Linked DNA regions of Homo sapiens: region 1 is linked to region 2. A link is an interaction called in ENCODE POLR2A ChIA-PET data of the cell type or tissue named here. Cell type or tissue: K562. All regions are shown on one strand. Each heading gives the region's core, and the rest is flanking DNA. Links, peaks and the distances in the headings are about the cores only.

The links. ChIA-PET counts read pairs that join two places held together with the same protein. Peaks named below come from ENCODE experiments on the same cell type or tissue, not always from the same donor. Only the 100,000 strongest peaks of a DNase experiment are listed, where the experiment ranks them.
Region 1: POLR2A ChIA-PET joins it to region 2 with 5 read pairs; 4 of 35 experiments call an interaction of 5 or more read pairs at or near these places.

Annotation. Positions count from the first base shown.
Region 1 is chr22:23,072,589-23,080,588 of GRCh38, reverse strand. The region is part of intron 4 of RSPH14 (radial spoke head 14 homolog); the gene reads left to right. All of the region lies in intron 1 of GNAZ (G protein subunit alpha z), which reads right to left. Among named protein-coding and RNA genes, the nearest start is that of GNAZ, 6.1 kb to the right of the region's middle. RefSeq lists enhancers at 1,367-2,302, 2,303-3,239, 7,607-8,000. In K562, for the core only: CTCF peaks have their summits at 2,490 and 6,981; DNase peaks (open chromatin) are centred at 2,498 and 4,798; H3K27me3 peaks cover 7,710 bases.
Region 2 is chr22:22,972,037-22,982,140 of GRCh38, reverse strand. No RefSeq gene overlaps it. Among named protein-coding and RNA genes, the nearest start is that of IGLL5, 89 kb to the right of the region's middle. In K562, for the core only: no CTCF peak of the experiment used is centred there; DNase peaks (open chromatin) are centred at 5,680, 6,025, 6,509, 8,699 and 3 weaker places.

The sequences.
Region 1 (8,000 bases), core at 1-8,000, 99 kb before region 2:
CCTGCAGATCCGCAACGGGTCTCACCTTAGAAACAGGTCCTCCTTTCTTTGCCTCCTCAAAGCTCTCTGCCTATCCTGAAGCCATAGTCCGAGCAGATGGGAGGAAGGACTACGGTTAGTGAACACAGTGTCCCCATCCTACAGACAACCCCAGGCTATGCCCCGGCTGGGCCTCCCAGTGTCCTTCTGCTAAAGGAAGGGGAGATGAGATGACCGGGGAGATGAGATGAACAGGGAGGCCCTTCCCTGTAACCCTGTGCTGTCCTGGCTCTGGACACCCTCAGCCACCTGTCCTGTCTTTTGGCCCACAGCCACCACGGCTGACCAGACAAAGGGTGATAGTGTCGCCTGAGGAACACTGACTCAGGAGGAAATCAAGCCAGATATTTCTCTGGGCCAGGAGTAAATAAATAAATCAATATGCAAAGGTTCCACCTATGGAGGAGAGGGTGGCCATGACAGCAGAGAAGAAGTGGGGCCTTCATTAAGAGCCAAATCAAAGAGGTTGCTGCCTTGGAGAGAGCCGTAGCCCCAGGCTCCTGGCTCCCCAGTTTCCCCAGGGAAGGAAACTGCTGACTCCATCAAACCCTCACTTGAGTGGGGAATCTGATTTCACCTTCTGGGTCTTTGAGGCCCTGCAACCTCCTGCCCTCTGCCTCCATGTGTGGCATCCCACAATCCCATCCCCTACCTTGGGGACCTAGGGGCATGAGTGGTGTCCACTACATGCCCAGCACGCCTTCCCTGCGTCCCTTTCCTTGAGAACTGAGGCTGGCACCACAGGTTGTGGCTGGACCCAGCCAGCCTCAGGGGAACCCTTAATTGCCCTGACTGTCCAGAATTCTACCACTCACTCCCGCTAGCCAGCCCCAGCCTCTCATCTGTTTTGCAGCAGTATGACTTCTCTGGTCTTGCTGTCTCCAGCCCCCTGTGCCCTGTGCTCCACCAGCAGCCAGGGGCATCCTTGTAAAAATGAGGCAGAGTATGTCTCACTTGTGCTTGAAACCTTCTCATGTTTGCTCCCGACGCTTGCTTGACATGGGCAGACCCCGAGTCAAAGTCCAGCCAGGGCACCAGGGCTGTGCAATGCCTGGCCTCTCTGACTCCCACGCCCATGCTCCCCCTCCCCCACTCCTGCCATGCTGCCTCTAGCTGCCTCTCTAGCACCATCCCTCACTCTTAACTCAGGGCCTGTGCACTGGCTGTTCCTTCCTCCTGGAAAACTCTTTGTCCAGAAAGCCAAGTGGACTTCGCTTCCGCGCCCTCTCCCCATCCAATGGCTCAGATGTCCCTTCCTTAGGAGGCCTCCCTGCCCATCCTATTTACGATGGAAAATGACCCCCATATTCGCACACAGCCACACCACGTGTGCTGCCTTGCCCCAAGCATGGTCCCTTTCTAGCACACTGTATAATTTACTTAGAGTGTTTATCGCCCACCTCTTTCCCACTGTGCCATAGGGCAGGGACTGTTGGTCTGTTTGTTCATTGATGTATCCCATGTGCCCACATGGACCTAGCACCAAGCAGGTGCCAATAAATCAATCCCAGGCCCTCGTAGTGACTGAGTGAGGAATCGGTCAACGTGGCTCACGGAGGGGATAGTTGGGGACTTCTGGGAGGTCTTCTGGAAAGGCCCGTGGCCTTCCCTGGGTGGACACGGGTAGACGCACAGCCCCCGCCCACCTGGACTTGGCCGATCCTGATGCTGCCCCACGACTAAGCCCTCAGGCCCGGGAGCCAGGATGTCCCCTCATCTTGTAAGCCCTTTGGGGCTGGGCTTCTGTTGCTACCCCTGCAAGTGTGCTCCCACCCCACATACATTGCATGGCCCCTCAGCCCCCTTAGAAGCCCTGGCCCTCACCCTTGGCCTTCTTCCTGTGCCAGTGATGGGGATAATCCCCCAAACCCTGGCCCACCCAGAGCCTGGGGCTGCAGCCCATTCCCTGTGGTCCCTGGGGACCGCAGTGGCCACACCCTCCACACCTCCTCTATCCATTCCACACCATCCTGGGAGGAGGGAGAGCCCCAGAACAGCCAGCGTGGCAAGACAAACACACTGGAGACTGAGGCCAAGCACTCCAGGAGCCACGACAGAGATGGGGGTGTCAGTGTGGCCAGGAGACTCCTTGGAGGAGGTGGGCAGTGTTGGGGGGACAAGGGCAGCCCCACCAGTGCCTCTGTGTCCCAGCCACGGGGTGGGGCAAGGCTGGGCATGGCTGTGCTTGCGTGCGTGGTGTTATCATAGAGGAAATCAATGCCTGGCACTGGCCCAGTGTTTAAGGGAAATGAATAGATTTTGGCCGAGGACAAAGAGAGTTTGATTAATCCGAAATTGGATAATGGAGGCAACACTCTAATTATTTTTCTTCCCAGCATTTCATCGAGAAATATGTTTGCACAGCATATCAGAGGTAACTGAGCGGGTGAGGGGGTGACCATGCTGGAGGAAAGCCCAGCTCGGAGACAGGCCACCCGCACCCGCCCTCACCAGCAGGGGTCCTGGTAGCCACTCTACAGGGCCACAGGAAGCAAGAGGGCTGGGTGGGGCTGGCCTGAGGCCACATGCAGCTGGGGCAGCTAAGGCCAGAGGGACATGCCATGCAGAGCTGGGCAGGAGGAGGCATGAGGGCCAAGCCCTCATGGTGGAGTTGCTCCTCCCCTGGCCTGGCCACAGTTAGGGGTAGGGCCACTAGTGTGGGGGTGCAAGAGGAGTAGGGGTGAGGTACCACCAGTTCACAGGGGGTCAGGGCCTGCTGGGGTCAGGGTGAAGGCTGTAGGTGCCAAGTTCTCCCACCCATAGTCAGAAGGGTCTTCAGAAGGCCCCTCTTGGCAGCTTGGAAGGTTTTCCCAGCTTTGCCTCTGGGGAAGCCTGATTAGCTGCTCCATAGCCAAGGTCAGACAGGACCACCGGGCCCCACAAACACAGAGCCTGGTACTTTACATGCCTCAGCCCTCCTTAGTCACCTTGCCCCCTCCTCCCTTGCTGACCCCACTCCTGCAACACCTGGAGCTGAAACCACACGGTTTAGCACCTTGTTTCCGTGGCCATCCAGCCTCCCAATTCCAAGAAGGCTTCTAGGGGCTCCTTGCTGGAACAGAGATCAACATCAGGTGTACATCCAAGAGGAGGCTCCCGGCCTTGTAGAGTGGTTGAGTCTCTACCACTCATTCACTTATTCATTCTTCAGTGTACAGAAAGAGGCTGCCATGAACGAAGCATGGGGTTGGACCCTGAGGTCACTACAGGGAGTGAGGCATCAAATGAGAGAAGAGACAGTCAGCAAGCAATGACCTGAGCTGCTCATGGGACTCAGGAAGACGGAGGCCAGTCCTTCCCAATAAGGGGTTAGCATCAGTGTCACTAAGGAAGGGGCATGTAAGGAGAGATAGGGTGGGTTAAAGCTGCTAGATAGGAGGGGGTACAGTGGTGAGGTTCACCAGTCACTGGCAAGCTCATCTAAATCCTGCCTCCCGTGCCCGCTGCAGACATCACTAATCGACCATGACTCTTTCCCTCTGGGCTGCAGCACAGCCTTAGAATCCTCTTCAGCACAGCATGCTTTGGACGGTCACTCCAGAGTTGAGATAAGGAAGGAAACTATCTGTACACTTGACCCAGCCCAGAGCTTCCAACTCAAAGGCAAGGAAGGCCCAGAGAGTGGAAAGCATTCGCAGGGTCACCATCACAGGCAGAGCTGGACTTCTACCCAGGCCTGGTGCCTTCCCCTGCCCTGAGCTCCTCTACTGGCCTGAGAGGCCACTCCTTGATCTTGGGGCACAGGGGCCACCTGGAAAGGCCACTCTACCATCATCATGTTCCTTTACTACCTTCAGGGTCTTGGCTCATCCCCTTAGGACAGTTTTCCATAGACATGCCTCTGAAGGTCATCACTCTGTGAATCCCCGTGTCTGACAAAGGCCCCACTGAGTCACATTGCATCACTGAGTGGCCCGGCGTCAGCCCGAGGCATCTGTCCACCTGCCTCTGGCTTGAGAGTAACCCACAGTTGGGCCTGACGGGGCCCAGCTGGTAGCATCCACCTGAGGGTGGTTTGTGTTTGGTGGCCAAACCTGAGGCCCAGAGACACATCTCTGGGGACCCAAAGGTACAACCTCTTAGGAGCAGAGGGTTGAGCTGGAGCAGGGGTTCTGCAGCGCACGAGCACACAGCTCAGCCCTAGGGCAAAAGGGGCTGGACAGGGCCACTGAGGCATGACTGTCTGCGAATATTCAGTCCCTCCACAGCGACTCCCTGGGTGGCGATTCTCAATGGTGACTCCGCAACGTCCCTGCCCTCATGGAGCTTACACAAACACATACGATGAATGAATCAAATAGGGAGCAGGTCACGCTGTGGCGAGTGCTAAGGGGAAAAAAATAGCAGCAGGAAAGGGCATAGGAAACATGGTCAGGAACATGGCGCTGTTCTACATAGAGGCCCCACCAGCCCTGTCTGGAGCAGGGCCACAGCCTAAGAGCCAGCCCTCACTGCCATGCCAGCCTCCAGCACAGCCTCCTCCTCAGCCACCCTTCCTATGACCAACCAGGGTGAGAGGGACCATGCTGCCCAGATGCGGGGCTGCCCAGACCTACTAAGGCACTGGGCACATGAGGTCCACTCTCCACACCTCAGAGGACCTTGGCCTCCATGACTCACAGGGGCAGACCTCACAAAGGAGCAGACCTCACAGGGGCAGACCTCACAAAGGACCTTGGCCTCCGTGACTCACAGGGGCAGACCTCACAAAGGGACCTCTGTCCTGGCAGCTCTCCATCCCAGGGGCCAAGGGTCTCCTGAAAGGTTTGCTCTAACCACAACCACGGTCCCCCATGGCCATGAGAGGCCTGGCTGAGCCCTCGGGGACGGGGTGTGTTTCTGGTTGGAGGCTGCTAGAAGGAACACCCCCGGGCTTGACACTATGTGTAAGGCCCCTCCCTGCACTGTGGCTTTTAACAGTCTCGCTTCTTAGCACTTTTTGATGGATTCTCCAGGGACGTCTCTAAAAGAGAGTTATACCTTAATTTAGAAGCAAATAACTCAAAACTCTGTGATGTGGCAGCTTCCTTTGGAAAAGAGATGAACGCAAAGAAGCCATTGCTGTGTGAAGCTGTGGCCATGTAGGTCCAGGGCCTGCTGATGGGACCATCTAAACCTCAACCTCAAGATGTGCCTCCTGCTGCCTCTTGCCCAAGGGTCCACAGACCAAGGGGCAAGAAGCAAGACATTTAGTGAAGAATTGCAGCAGGCAATTGCCTGCTGCAGTTTTCACTTTGGGTTCCCTGGGCCATGGTGCCAAGGTGAAGCTCACAGGCTGGGTGTGACTGACTCCAGCGGCCCTGAAAGTCCAACGCAACCCACCCGCCCACTCAGGGAAGGGAGGAGAAATGCTGTGGGGACTGGGCAGCAGGCAGGTTGCGGGCCCACCCTCCAGGCCTTCCTTCTCCACAGGGGCCACTACATCCCCAATATTATCCTTGAGGTCCCTGTGACCAGCCAGCTTCCTGGGCACTCACTTGGGCATCCATACAGTTTTAATGCTCTGCTGTTGCTGTTCTGGAATGCATAATTTTAGTTTTACTTTTGTAGAGACAGGCTCTTACATGTTGCTCAGGCTGGTCTCAAACTCCTGACTTCAAGTGATCCTCCTACCTCAGTCTCCCATAGTATAGGATTACAGGTGTGCGCCATCATGTCAGGCCCTTAATAATTTTCAAATGGGGGCCCCCAAAATCATGTGGCCAGCTGTGCCTGCATTGCTCAGTCCCTGGGCATGCCCTGCCTGCTTGACACAGGGGACCTGCTCTCTGGGACCCGCTCTTCTCCAGCCTCCCGAGGCGCCACTGTGACTGTGCTTCCACCTCACTTGCCCGTCAATCCTCAATCTCTCTTTCTCGATGCTTCTCAACTCATCCTCCCCACAGTGGAGGCCCAGGAGCCCAGCTCAGCCTCTTCTGATCCTACCTACCCTTGATCCCTAAGTGACCTCACGTGGTCCCCGGCCTGCCACACACCTCAGTGCCAGGGGCTCCAGGTTGCCACCTCCAGCCTTGCTCTCCCTCTGGCCACATGTGCCCATCAATGGCTCTCCAGGTCTCAGACCCACCTCCTAATTCCCCACCTCTCCAGAATGGGTTTTTCTGTATCTTGCTTCTCAGCCAATACCAGCTCCATCTTTCTACTGGTTCAGACCAAAACTGCAGCTGTCCTTTAAAAGCTGCAGCTTTAAAAAAACAAATCTCCCACCTGCATTTCTCAGGGCCTCCAGAGCTCCCACCCCTGGGTCAGCAGCCTCTCTGCCTGGGATGTTGCAGTAGCCCCTCATGGCCCCCAGCCTTACCCCACCCTAGCCTATTTTCCCACCTCAGCAGAGAGATCTTTTCAAAGTGTAGATTAGCTCCTCCTGGGAGGGCAGCTCCAGTCTCTTCTCTGCTCCAACCCTGCCAAGGTCTTCCTGCCTCATTGGGGCCCACTGAGTCCTGCAGGACCTGGCCCTGACACCCCACCCACACTCCTGCACCAGGTTCCAGCCACTCTGGTGGGGCCTCCAGGGGCCAGGGAGTGTCTGCTCAGCGCCTTTGCACCTGCTGTCTCTCCCCTGCTCAGCCACACCACTCACCCAGCACTTCTGCATGGCACTGTGTCAGTCCCCCACCCCCATCTCGTGTCCCCCACCTTCTGCTTTAGTGTTCTCCACAGTGCAGCACTTAGTAACATGTGTTACTGTCAACCCCTGCCCGTCTGGTGTGAGCACTGTGAGTGGATGCTACGTCCCTGCTGTACCCCTGCACCTGGCACAGTGCCTGGCATGCAGCAGGCGCTGGTAAATGTTAGCTGAACAAATGAATGGATGAATCGCGTGAGGTTCTGCTCCTCCGGCTCAGTCCAGAGGGCTGATGTCTCCTCCTATGTGCTCTAGGATCTGTCAAGCGGTCCCTGTTGGTTCAATCCTGTGAAGCGCCTCCCCTGGCGGTGTTCGCACGAAAGGGCCAAAATGTGTGGCAGGGGCTGGTGTGGGGACAGGGCAGGGCACTCTTGGCTTTGGGTATGGATGAGGATAATGAGGTTCAGAGAAAAAGGGGCTGGACCTAGGATGGTGGGACCAGGACCTGACTCCAGGTCTTCTGCCACCTAGACTGGAATGCTCACCTCACCACCCCGGAGCCACAACAGTCTGGGTGCTCCCACGTCCCTCTTCATTCTGCCCAGGCCGCAGCATAGCCTCTGCTCTGGGATTCTGCCTGGGGCTGACCCTTGGCATCTGCACTGACGCCTCTGTTCATTTCGCTTTGTGCTCCTTCCAGCCAAGCACAGTGCTCACAGGTGCTCAGAGGCTTGGCTACCCCAGGTTTCCTTGCTGGAGGGTTCGGGAGAGCAGCATGCTGACCTGCCTCCTCCAGTGTGCCCGTGCACCTGCCATGGTCAGCAGCAGTGAGAGTGCCTTTGCCACCACACACCGTCTTAAGTATTCTGAGGCTAGCGTGGGACAGACAGCACAGGGCTGCCTTCCTTGCCTCCAGGGGAGGAAGCCGCACACATGTGTTCACACACAAGATGACTAAATTCAGCATTCCTGAATTGCTATATTCAGCATTCCTGTCCCACTGGCCTCTCTGCGGGGGCCCTGGGCAGCCCTTGTGAAGTCAATCCAGTTACCTGCAAATTCCTGGAATTGTTCTAGAAGCTCCTGAGGGCCAGACTGAGACCCCACCCATACTCCTGCACCAGGTTCTGGCCACTCTGGTGGGGCCTCCAGGTCTCTGAGGTTCCTCCTGAGATTCTAGAAAACAAAAGGACTGAGAGGCTGGGGACAGAGGGAAGAATCCATTCCCTGTGTCCCAAACCCACAGTCACATGCCAGGTCCCTGCAACAGTCCAGGCGACAGGCACAGAGCACAGCAGCTCACCCTGCTCAGCACAGACTGCACACCCCACGAGGGCAGGCCCTGTTCTCGCTGCATCAACCTGGGCCTTGGCCAAAGCCAAGTGTGTGTTGGGTG
Region 2 (10,104 bases), core at 1,021-9,020:
AGCAGCTAGGACTCCTCCTGGGTTGATCTAAGGGTCCTTGGAAGAAAGATGTGTCCATGTGTGGCTTGATCTGCAGCACCATTTGGAGTTTGATTGCTGTCAGTCATTCCAATGGGTTGTGATACTGGTTTCCTTCCACCAGATGCTGCTGAAACATTAATATAAAAGTAACGTTCTTTTTTAGAATAAGTGGCATTGAATTTGGGTGGCTACAGTAACTTCAGTGTTAACTTTGGCTAAATCTTTCCTGCAATTATTAATCCCCTCATGACTTCCACAGACCATCTAAGACATGCTTAAACTTTCTGACTTGTCCTAAAGACCCTTCTTTTTAAACAACCAACTCTTCATTTAAGGACAAGTATTTATCATCCTTTTAATCCTTTCATTACTTCCATGATCCATCTACAACATGCTTGAAGCTAGTGACTTGTCCTTAACATCCATGTTTTAAACAACCAAGCATTCTCTTTGAGACAAGTATTTACCATACAAGATCATTTCTTGTTTTTTTTTTTTTTTTTTTTTTTTTTTTTTTTTTTTTTTTTTGAGACAGGGTCTCACTCTGTCACCCAGGCTGGAGTGCAGTGGCGCGATCTTGTCTCACTGCAAGCTCTGCCTCCTGGGTTCACGCTATTCTCCTGCCTCAGCTTCCTGAGTACCTGGGACTACAGGCGCCCGCCACCATGCCCGGCTGTAAGACTAGGATTTAATGACAAATGTTGGTAAGCTTTGGAGCGTAATCTTTTTCTCTCCAGTTCTCACTTCACAAATGGTTATAGGACTGTGTTGTTTGTAGAATAAACTTCAGTCTTATATTTGGCCTGATCATTTGCATAAAGTGCAGCAACAATGCTTATCTCTACATGGGCCTTTTGGATTGACTTTGATGGAACTCTATTCCACAAGGAATCTTAAATAGGATCCCTTAGAGCTGAGCCCAGCCATGGGTTCATCTCCTCAAATACCTGTGAGCTCCTGGACCTGTTAGAAAGTGACATTCTTTACTGACCACAGGTCAGAAACCCTGTACATGGACTGTGTAGACAAGGTATGAGGCCAGTCTTCCCCAAGGGGCTTTTATTGGCTCTGCAGGTCAAGATTGACTCCTTAAAGGGAAGCATACCTGTCCAGTCAAAGCCTTGATAAAATAGCCAGTTTTTCCAATTGTGTCCTGTTGCAAAAAAAAAATGGATTTGTATTGCATTGATCTAAACAACTATATTGCCATATGTTAAGAATACTCACAGATAGTTTCCACATTCTAGAGGAACTAGACAGAAACAAACATCTTCCAAATTTTGTTCACAGCAGCATACCTTACTCAATTAATAAAGGCCACAAATAGTTCAAAACAAGCTTCCTTGACTCTGAAAAACAAAACAAGGATCAGGAATATTCCAAGCAAAAGTCAAAAACATTGCTTTAACTTTCTGAGGGCAGGCCATTTAGTTAACTCTTGTTTTGCTTGACATTTGTAAACATTTCAGTTTTTCATGAGCCTTGTATGTTCTTTCTCTATTCCAATGTTACAATCTTCAAAGCTATTAAAAACCTGCATTCGAGAACATGTGTTAAAGTCCTTAATATAGCTTGATTATAAACCATCTTTTGAGAAGGAACAAAGCAAGACAACAATTGTCCGTGAATGACAAAATTTCCAGGGTAGTTACAGTTAAAAACATGACTGATGAAGTTCAGTTATCTCCATGGTTTACAATAACTTTACCATTAATTATGATTGATAGCATATACTCAGAAGGTAGAATTTTAGAAATCCCATACAATTTTGGAACATATATTAGTATTCACCAAAATATAACTTAAAGAGAATTGGACATCATTTGGCAATTTCATGTGACTAAACAGGTCAAACAATCCTGTACACCTCTTTTCTGAATGTTTCAGGGGCCCTCTGAACCATCCAGAATGCCAGGCATCAGGAAAGACAATTTTGAAACTTGAAGTTTGATTTTGGAATGCCTGTTAAGTGTTAGAGGTTTAAAACACTTGATGTTACAAAATAGAATTCCACATTACCGTAAATTACTTATTTTGCCAAAATGATGACTCAAAAAGCAAAAACCTTTCATTAGCCTTTACTACTGCATGGAAATCCTGTTCAAAGCCAAAATCTTCCCTTGCATTAGTTTATTAATGTTAAACCCCAATTTCTAATGAAACCTCATAGACAATTCCATCTAATCTTAACCAATGTAACCATGAGGTGAAATCTATAGAAACCTTTTATAACCCCTTTTGCTAAAGGGAAGATGATTGTCTTAAGACAGCTTTGCTGTGCTTTTATTTCAATGTTCAATCTGTGAAAAGACTATAAGATACCATTTTGAATTTAGTTAATGTTTACACATTTTTTGCAAGATTAATTTTTACAATCTTCCACAACTTACTTAAACCTTTACCTTTATCATATCAAATTTAAGATAATCCCTTATCCCTAGGCAAAATTTACATTTCTATGCTTTCTTGTAATCTTTTACTAAAAGACATACTTTACTGTTTTTATACACTTTGCAGATAAAACTGTTTAGTCATCTCAAATACATGTTGCGCTGTTAACTCTTAGCAATTTTTACATTGGTGAAAAACCTGGTTAGTAAGTGATTGTAATTATTTACCAGGTGTGGAACCTAGGACCCAGATAGAAGTACAGATAAGGTTTGACTCTTTCTAGTATCTAACTCTACGTGTCCAAGGCCTTACCTATCTGTAAAGCAACCAGTAATACAACCTTGGAACATTTAGCAAACCTAGTATCTAAGTTGTATGATTTAGACCACCTATTTGAATTTTGATGACACTTGCATTTTACCAATAACCCTTAAGACTATTTTTGTTTCTTAAAGATTAAAGTCATATGAACTAAAAAATATTTGACTTAAGTGCCTATTTTTCTTTAAGCCAATCAATTAGAGCTCTTTTTATAGACATTACACACAACACATTTATAGCGACCACAAACAGAAGATTCAACACTTGTACGATTTTTGTATTTGCCAATTTCTTAATTGGATTACTTGCTTCAGGGTGGAGCCCTTGGAGGAACAGTGCCAGGAAGGCATGCATTTCTAGGGCAAAATAAGCAAGCACAGCTGAAGGCAAAGGCAGATCCTCAAAATTAAGGGTGCCATTTTATTCTGGATCTTGGATCCCCAAAAGGAGGGAGATTCTATGGGAGAAGACAGTGTGCAGTGCCTCTACTATGCATTTCATTGCAAGGCAACCCAAAGACAATTGGCTTATTTTGTAATCAGCCCATTTCCCACAGGAGCCTCATCTCTCAGTGGGGGGTGGGGATATTTCCATATCTTTCAGGTGGCCAATAACATGCTTCTCTGATTTATAACTACTATTAGCCATCCCTTAAAGTGTTTTCCTTACCTGGTTATTAGACACCAAAGGTCTCTGTAATGTGCAGTAATTTGATGCCCCTCAAACTTAAAACTGTCAGATAACACAATGCAAAATAGTACAGAGCCTTTGATTTTGAGAGGGAACTATCTGCTTTTAATTCCTGGGGTTTTATGAGGAAAACAGAGGGTTTTCCCCCCCAAAATGGAGTCTGTGGTCTCTGTTTTTCCCAAGGAATCCCATGTTACCAGAAGTTATCTTAGGGCCTCTTGTGCATGTGTTAAAAGTGTCAAGACAAAGAATGGAGAAAAATAATTCAGTTGATGGAGAAAAAAACCCTTTTCCCAGAAAAATTTAAGAAGAGAAAAATATAAAGGTCTTTTAAATATACCTATAACTTGAATATCCACTTTTAATTAAACTGAGTGTTCTTTAAGAAAATTCTTTTAATTCTTTTGTTACTCAACTTTAGCCATGCCAAGGAGTTAAAATTTTTGGTTTTTGAACTTTACAAAAATTAACCTCACAGTTGAAGCCAACAAGCCTTAATTAGGTTATGACTTAACCGCGAGTGTACAAAGTATTTTTAAGGGGGTGATAAGCGCTTTTGAAACTGTGTTTAAAAAATTGTTACTGAGACAGTAGAAGAGATCTGACCCAACCAACTTCATTTTGTTTCCAGCCCCCAAGCTGTCCTTGCCCATCCCTGGGTGTAGGCTGAACCAACTTTGGGAGGGGCCTGGTTCACTGTTTGTAGTCCAAAACAAAGATGATAACAGTCCTTTCCTAAGATATACTTCCCTCTTGTTTGGGGACCAGACCAAAAAACTAGCCACAAGACTGGAAACCATGGCTCAGGAGTCATACAGCTGGAAGCTACAAGATTTTTGACCCTTCCTTAACTGCTCTCAAGATCAGTGCTTAAGATATTTTATAAACATTACCCTAGATGGATCAGCTGGCACTACCCAGATTGACAAACTGGCTTATCTGATTTTGTGGCCCTCACCCAGGAATTGACTTAGCACAAGAAGACAGCCACCATTGTAAAATGGCAGAGACTAAAACAAAGTACTGCCATGTGGTTACAGGTCATGTTCCCAAGGACATGAAACAAGATGGTGGCCTGTAACCAAGTTTGTTACTGATTATTTTGTTTGGCTTGCTTGAACAGCAGGCTTTTGGTTTCCTGTGTCTGTAACCTAACCTAAAGTACCCTTTCTTTTGACAGAACCATACAGAAAAACACACAAAGCACACCAGATTGGCTACAGCTTAAGACCAAACTCACAAATCCTTTTTCATTAGTTAAAACTTTACAGAGAATATAAACAATGATCCTTATTATCCCTTTTACTGGTTTGCACAGGGAGAGAGGAGCCAAAAGTCTGACTGGTAAGAAATTTTTACTCTGCTAGCATGTCAGGCTTCTGGGTTCTCTTCCCCTTAGCTCAACTCTAAGCCAATCATTTTAAGGTTTGGAAAATTGACTTTTCCCAGGTTGGAAGAACATTATAAAAGAAGATAGAAGCCATTTTAAACTGTGAAAGAAGGTCAAATACCACAGAAAATTCTGGGGTTCCAATTAGACTTGTCAAGAAGTATTGCTTTCCTTCCTATTGACAATGGTGTTTTCCCTATTTCTTCACTTTCCCTATTTTCTCTTTTTCATTTTTGCCTGTTATAGGAGACATATTGCTCATCTCCAAAATTCTCTGCCACCTGCAGAGTTACCTGTTTTTCAGCCACAGTTAGGGTTTGCCTTAGCAGCAGCATAACATCCCTCCGTGAGAAGTCAAGTACCTGAGTTAAATTTTGGAAAGCTTCTATATACCTATCAGGGTCATTAGAAAATTGGCCTAAGTCTCCCTTTACCTGTCTAAGGTCCTGCAATGAGAAGGGAACTTGAACCCTAGTGGCATCACCTCCATTGGGCATTTCCTGTAGGGGTAAGAGTGAAGGTGGGGGAGTGGGAAATTTTGGAGATGGTGGAGGTGGAAGAGCTGGTGGCATGGTTGGAGGTGGCCGCAGATAAGTGAGACTGGAAGCCATACTAATTGGAGATAGAATAGGTGCCTTAAGAGAACATAAGGACCAAATGGCCATTTTTGCTGCTGATGGGACAGTACCGAGACTAAAATTCGGTTTTGGAGGATATTTTACTCCTAATTGTTGACAGCAGATTTTTCCCATTTACAGAAGTAGCATGAAGCCTGGTTTCTAGTAGAGAGGCATAAAAAGGGGAGAGAATTGGAAAGTGAGGCTGTTTCGGTGAAGGACGGACAAAGTGCCTCGTGGAGAGGATCCCTATTCCACTAGGTGGCACAGTGGACCTTGAAAGGCCATATACTGTCCAGACCAAGGGCAGAGTGACTTTGACATGCCATGTGCTCTCCAGACCAAGGGCAGAGAGAGACCTGGAAATGCCATGTGCTCTCCAGACCAAGGGCAGAGAGAGATGCTCACTGTGTGTGGGGGGACCCTCTGTTCATAGAAAATCACAGAGTTGCCTTCCCTTGAGCTATATCCCTGGTTAGTACGACATTCCCTGATCTTGTCAAACATGATTACTTCCCTGAACTGTAAAACTTTCCACACACTGAGCACACAGAGAGGATAGAGACATAGCGACTATAGATAGGAAAAGGAGGAAAATTCTGCAACAAGATAGCTGCGGATCCTTTACTAACACCCAGATGGGCTGTCAGAAGCTGGGTTAGTCCAGAAACCTTTGAATAACACCAGGGTGTGCCCTGGTTGGAAACTTTTAGTTGCTCCAGGACTTCTGGCCTCACATGATAGTTAGGTTCTCCATGAAAGGAAGCTTGTTCAAAGCATGGCCAATGAACCCAATGACCTGTGAGTATTGGGGGATTTTCCATATTCTCCCCAGTAAGCCTGACATCCGAGTCTTTAAGAAGGGTAGCCATGATAATCATATTTTTAAATGGCTGATGTATACATGTTATTGATTTAATTTGATTTTAAAATGCAGGCTGAGAGCCTCAGAATGAAAGGACAGATTTTGAGGTTCACTCCATACTTACCACTCCAATGATTCTACCTTCTGTTCTGATCCCAATCCCAGATGAGAACCCCCAACTGAAATGGCTACATTTTCTGGGGTGTATACCCTGGGTTTTGTTGTCTCACACCAAGAAAGAATCGAGGACATGGACACATGTGGGTAGGTTAAGGAGTGGAGAGTTTAATAGGAGAAAGGAGAGAGAAGAGAAGCTCCTTGTGAGAGAGAGATGTCTGAAAAGCGGGAGATAGTGGACCGCAGCAGATTTTATAAGTACGCTGGAGAAGGTGGTGTCTGATTTACATAAGGCTCACAGATTGGTTCAATCAGGTATGATGTTTACATAGCATTGCATAATAAGTAATCTTATGCAACTGAGCTTACCAGTTGCCCGGTGCCATCTTGTCTGCTCTTTACTGTTCACGTGGCTGACAAAGTGAAGGGAATATGGAGCTGTCGTCTTGAACATGTCTAGTCCCTAGTTCCTGCCAGTATTCACCTGTGCAAGCTCCCATCTTGCTTATCTGTGGCTGCAGCTTGAATTTACAGGCTGTTCTTTGTAAGAAAATAATTTGGGGCTGCTTTTTATTAATGAGAAAAGCCTTACCAAGGAGTTCCATACCCTTACTATCTGGGTAAGTGATTTCTTCTTAACTCCTGTATCAATAGCATTTGGGAAGAGCAAATGAAAGCTACGAGACATCACTGCTTTCCCATCAGATTGGCACATGCACAAATTAAACAAGCAGCTGTCAAGGCTGGGGAGAGCTTGGGGAAAAGGGCATGCTCATATGCTGCCAGTGTGAAATGCAGATGTCAACAACCTTTGGGGATTGCCATTTAGCGATAGCTATTAAAATGTAAACATGTCCTTCTGACTCTGCAAGTTCAATTTTGGGAATCCACACCACACAAATGAAAAGCACCAACACAGTAAACAAACAAACCTGGCAACAATCTAAGTGTCAATTAATAGGGAAGAGCTGAATAGTACACGTTTGTATGACAACTATGTAGCTGATTAAAACATGAGCTAGGTCTGTATCTATTGTATTGTATCTATTGTACCTTAGGACTCTAATATATTAAGTTAAAAATCAAGCTGCAGAGTAATGTGTTTGATATAATCCTACTTTTTGTGAAGACAATGCAAAAATTCTACATATGCGTTCGTATGTTTGCATAAGCACTGAGAAAGGGGAGGAAGCTCATGCCTGTAATCCAGAATTTTAGGGGAGCTAAGGCAGGAAAATCACTTGAGTCCAGGAGTTTGAGACTAAACTGGGTAACGTGGTAATACCTGTTTCTACAAAAAATTAAACAAGTATTAGCCAGACGTTATGACATGCACCAGTAGTCCCAACTACTTGGGGGAGCTGACATGGGAGGATCACCTGAGCCCAGGAATTCAAGGCTGCAGTGAGCCGAAATCATGTTATTGCACACTACACTCCAGCCTGGGCAAGAGAGAAAAGACTCTGTAAAAAAAAAAAGAAGAGAGAGAAAGACAAGACAAAAGGAAGGGGAGGAAAGATACACAGCTTCTGGTTACTTCAGAAAGATAGGAATGGATGGGGGAAGAATAGTAACTTATTCTTTAAGGTTTTATGCATTTTTCAGTTCTTACAATGAGCATGCAAAACTTTTGTAGTTAACAATATATGATTCTTTTTTTTTTTAAACAATGTATGATTCTTAAAAAGAACCAGGGGAAAGATAATCTAAAAAAGGAAAGGAATCAGAGCTTTCTGGATCTGCATGCATGTTTTATGACTTCCAGAAAGGAAGGAGCAGCAAGTGTCCTCTGGAAGTGACCAGATGGCTCATTCATCCTTTGCCTTTGGCCAGACATAGACCCAAAGTGTGACCAAGACAAAGTTTTGTGTGGGCTTCCTAATTCAATAACAGCACTAAGGGAAAGATCCCCAAACAGGTGCTCAATCTTCAGAGCCCCTGCCCAGGCCACCCAGAATGATGCTTCTAATAACTGAGGACAATTTTTAAAAATTATGTGAATGATCTGGATAAAAATCTCAGATATAAAGGAGTCCCTTTACATTTGGAATAAAGGGCCTGTATTTTCTCTTCTGATACAAAAGTCTCTTAAAAGAAAGGAGTCCACAGCTCCATTGCTGCAGCTGCCCACTAGAAGCGCAGTGATGCATAAGCCCTCGAGATTGCCCAAAGATTGTACTTCAAAGGGCCACATGTCCCACTGTAAGAAGCCGTGACCCAATAAACACCCCAAAGTAAGGTCACATGGGCATGCAGTCTTCAGCTGAGTAGGGGCCACCCAAAATAAAAACTCCACCATTGGTTAGCAATTAGTGGCATTGTTTTGGTGGCATTGTCACCAGCCACTCCTGCTTGGTGATGCAGGCCAGGCAGAGGCCTCTAATGGTTAATAGCTCAGCTTAGGGGACATAAGTGACAGCAACCTAAACTTTCATACTCACTTGACCTTCCAGTGGAACATAGGCTGTATCTGGCCCTGGATAGTGTGGTTAAGGGACATCTTTTTTTTTTTTTTTTTCCAGATTTCAATAGCTTTAGGGGTATAAGTGGTTTTTGGTTATATGGATGATTTTTAAAATGTTTTTATTATACTTTAAGTTCTAGGGTACATGTGCACAGCGTGCAGGTTTGTTACATAGGTATACATGTGTCATGTTGTTTTGCTGCACCCATTAACTCGTCATTTACCTTAGGTATTTCTCCTAATGCTATCCCTCCCCCAGCACCCCATCCCCAACAGGCCCTGGTGTGTGATGTTTCCCACCCTGTGTCCATGTGTTCTCATTGTTCAACTCCCACCTATGAGTGAGAATATGTGGTGTTTGGTTTTGGTTTTCTGTCATTGTGATAGTTTTCTTGGAATGATGGTTTCCAGCTTCATCCATGTCCCTGCAAAAGACATGAACTTATCCTTTTTTATGGCTGCATAGTATTCCATGATGTATATGTGCCACATTTTCTTAATCCGGTCTATCATTGGTGGGTTGGTTCCAAGTCTTTGCTATTGTCAATAGTGCCGCAATAAACATACGTGTGCATGTGTCTTTATTGTAGCATGATTTATAATCCTTTGGGTGTATACCCAGTAATGGGATCACTGGGTCAAATGGTATTTCTAGTTCTAGATCCTTGAGAAATAGCCACACTTTCTTAAGACCCACAATGGTTGAACTAATTTACACTCCCACCAACAGTGTAAAAGTGTTCCTATTTCTCCACATCTTCTCCAGCATCTGTTGTTTTCTGACTTTTTAATGATTGCCATTCTAACTGGTGTGAGATGGTATCTCATTTTGGTTTTGATTTGCACTTCTCTGATGACCAGTGATGATGAGCATTTTTGCATGTCTATTGGCTGCATAAATGTCTTCTTTTGAAAAGTGTCTGTTCATATCCTTTGCCCACTGTTTGATGGGTTGTTTGTTTTTTTCTTGTAAATTTGTTTAAGTTCTTTGTAGATTCTGGATATTAGCCCTTTGTCAGATGGATAGATTGCAAAAATTTTCTCCCATTCTGTAGGTTGCCTGTTCACTCTGATGATAGTTTCATCTGCTGTGCAGAAGCTCTTTAGTTTAATTAGATCCCATTTGTCTATTTTGGCTTTTGTTGCAATTGCTTTTGGTGTTTTAGTCATGAAGTCCTTGCCCGTGCCTATGTCCTGAATGGCATTGCCTAGGTTTCCTTCTAGGGTT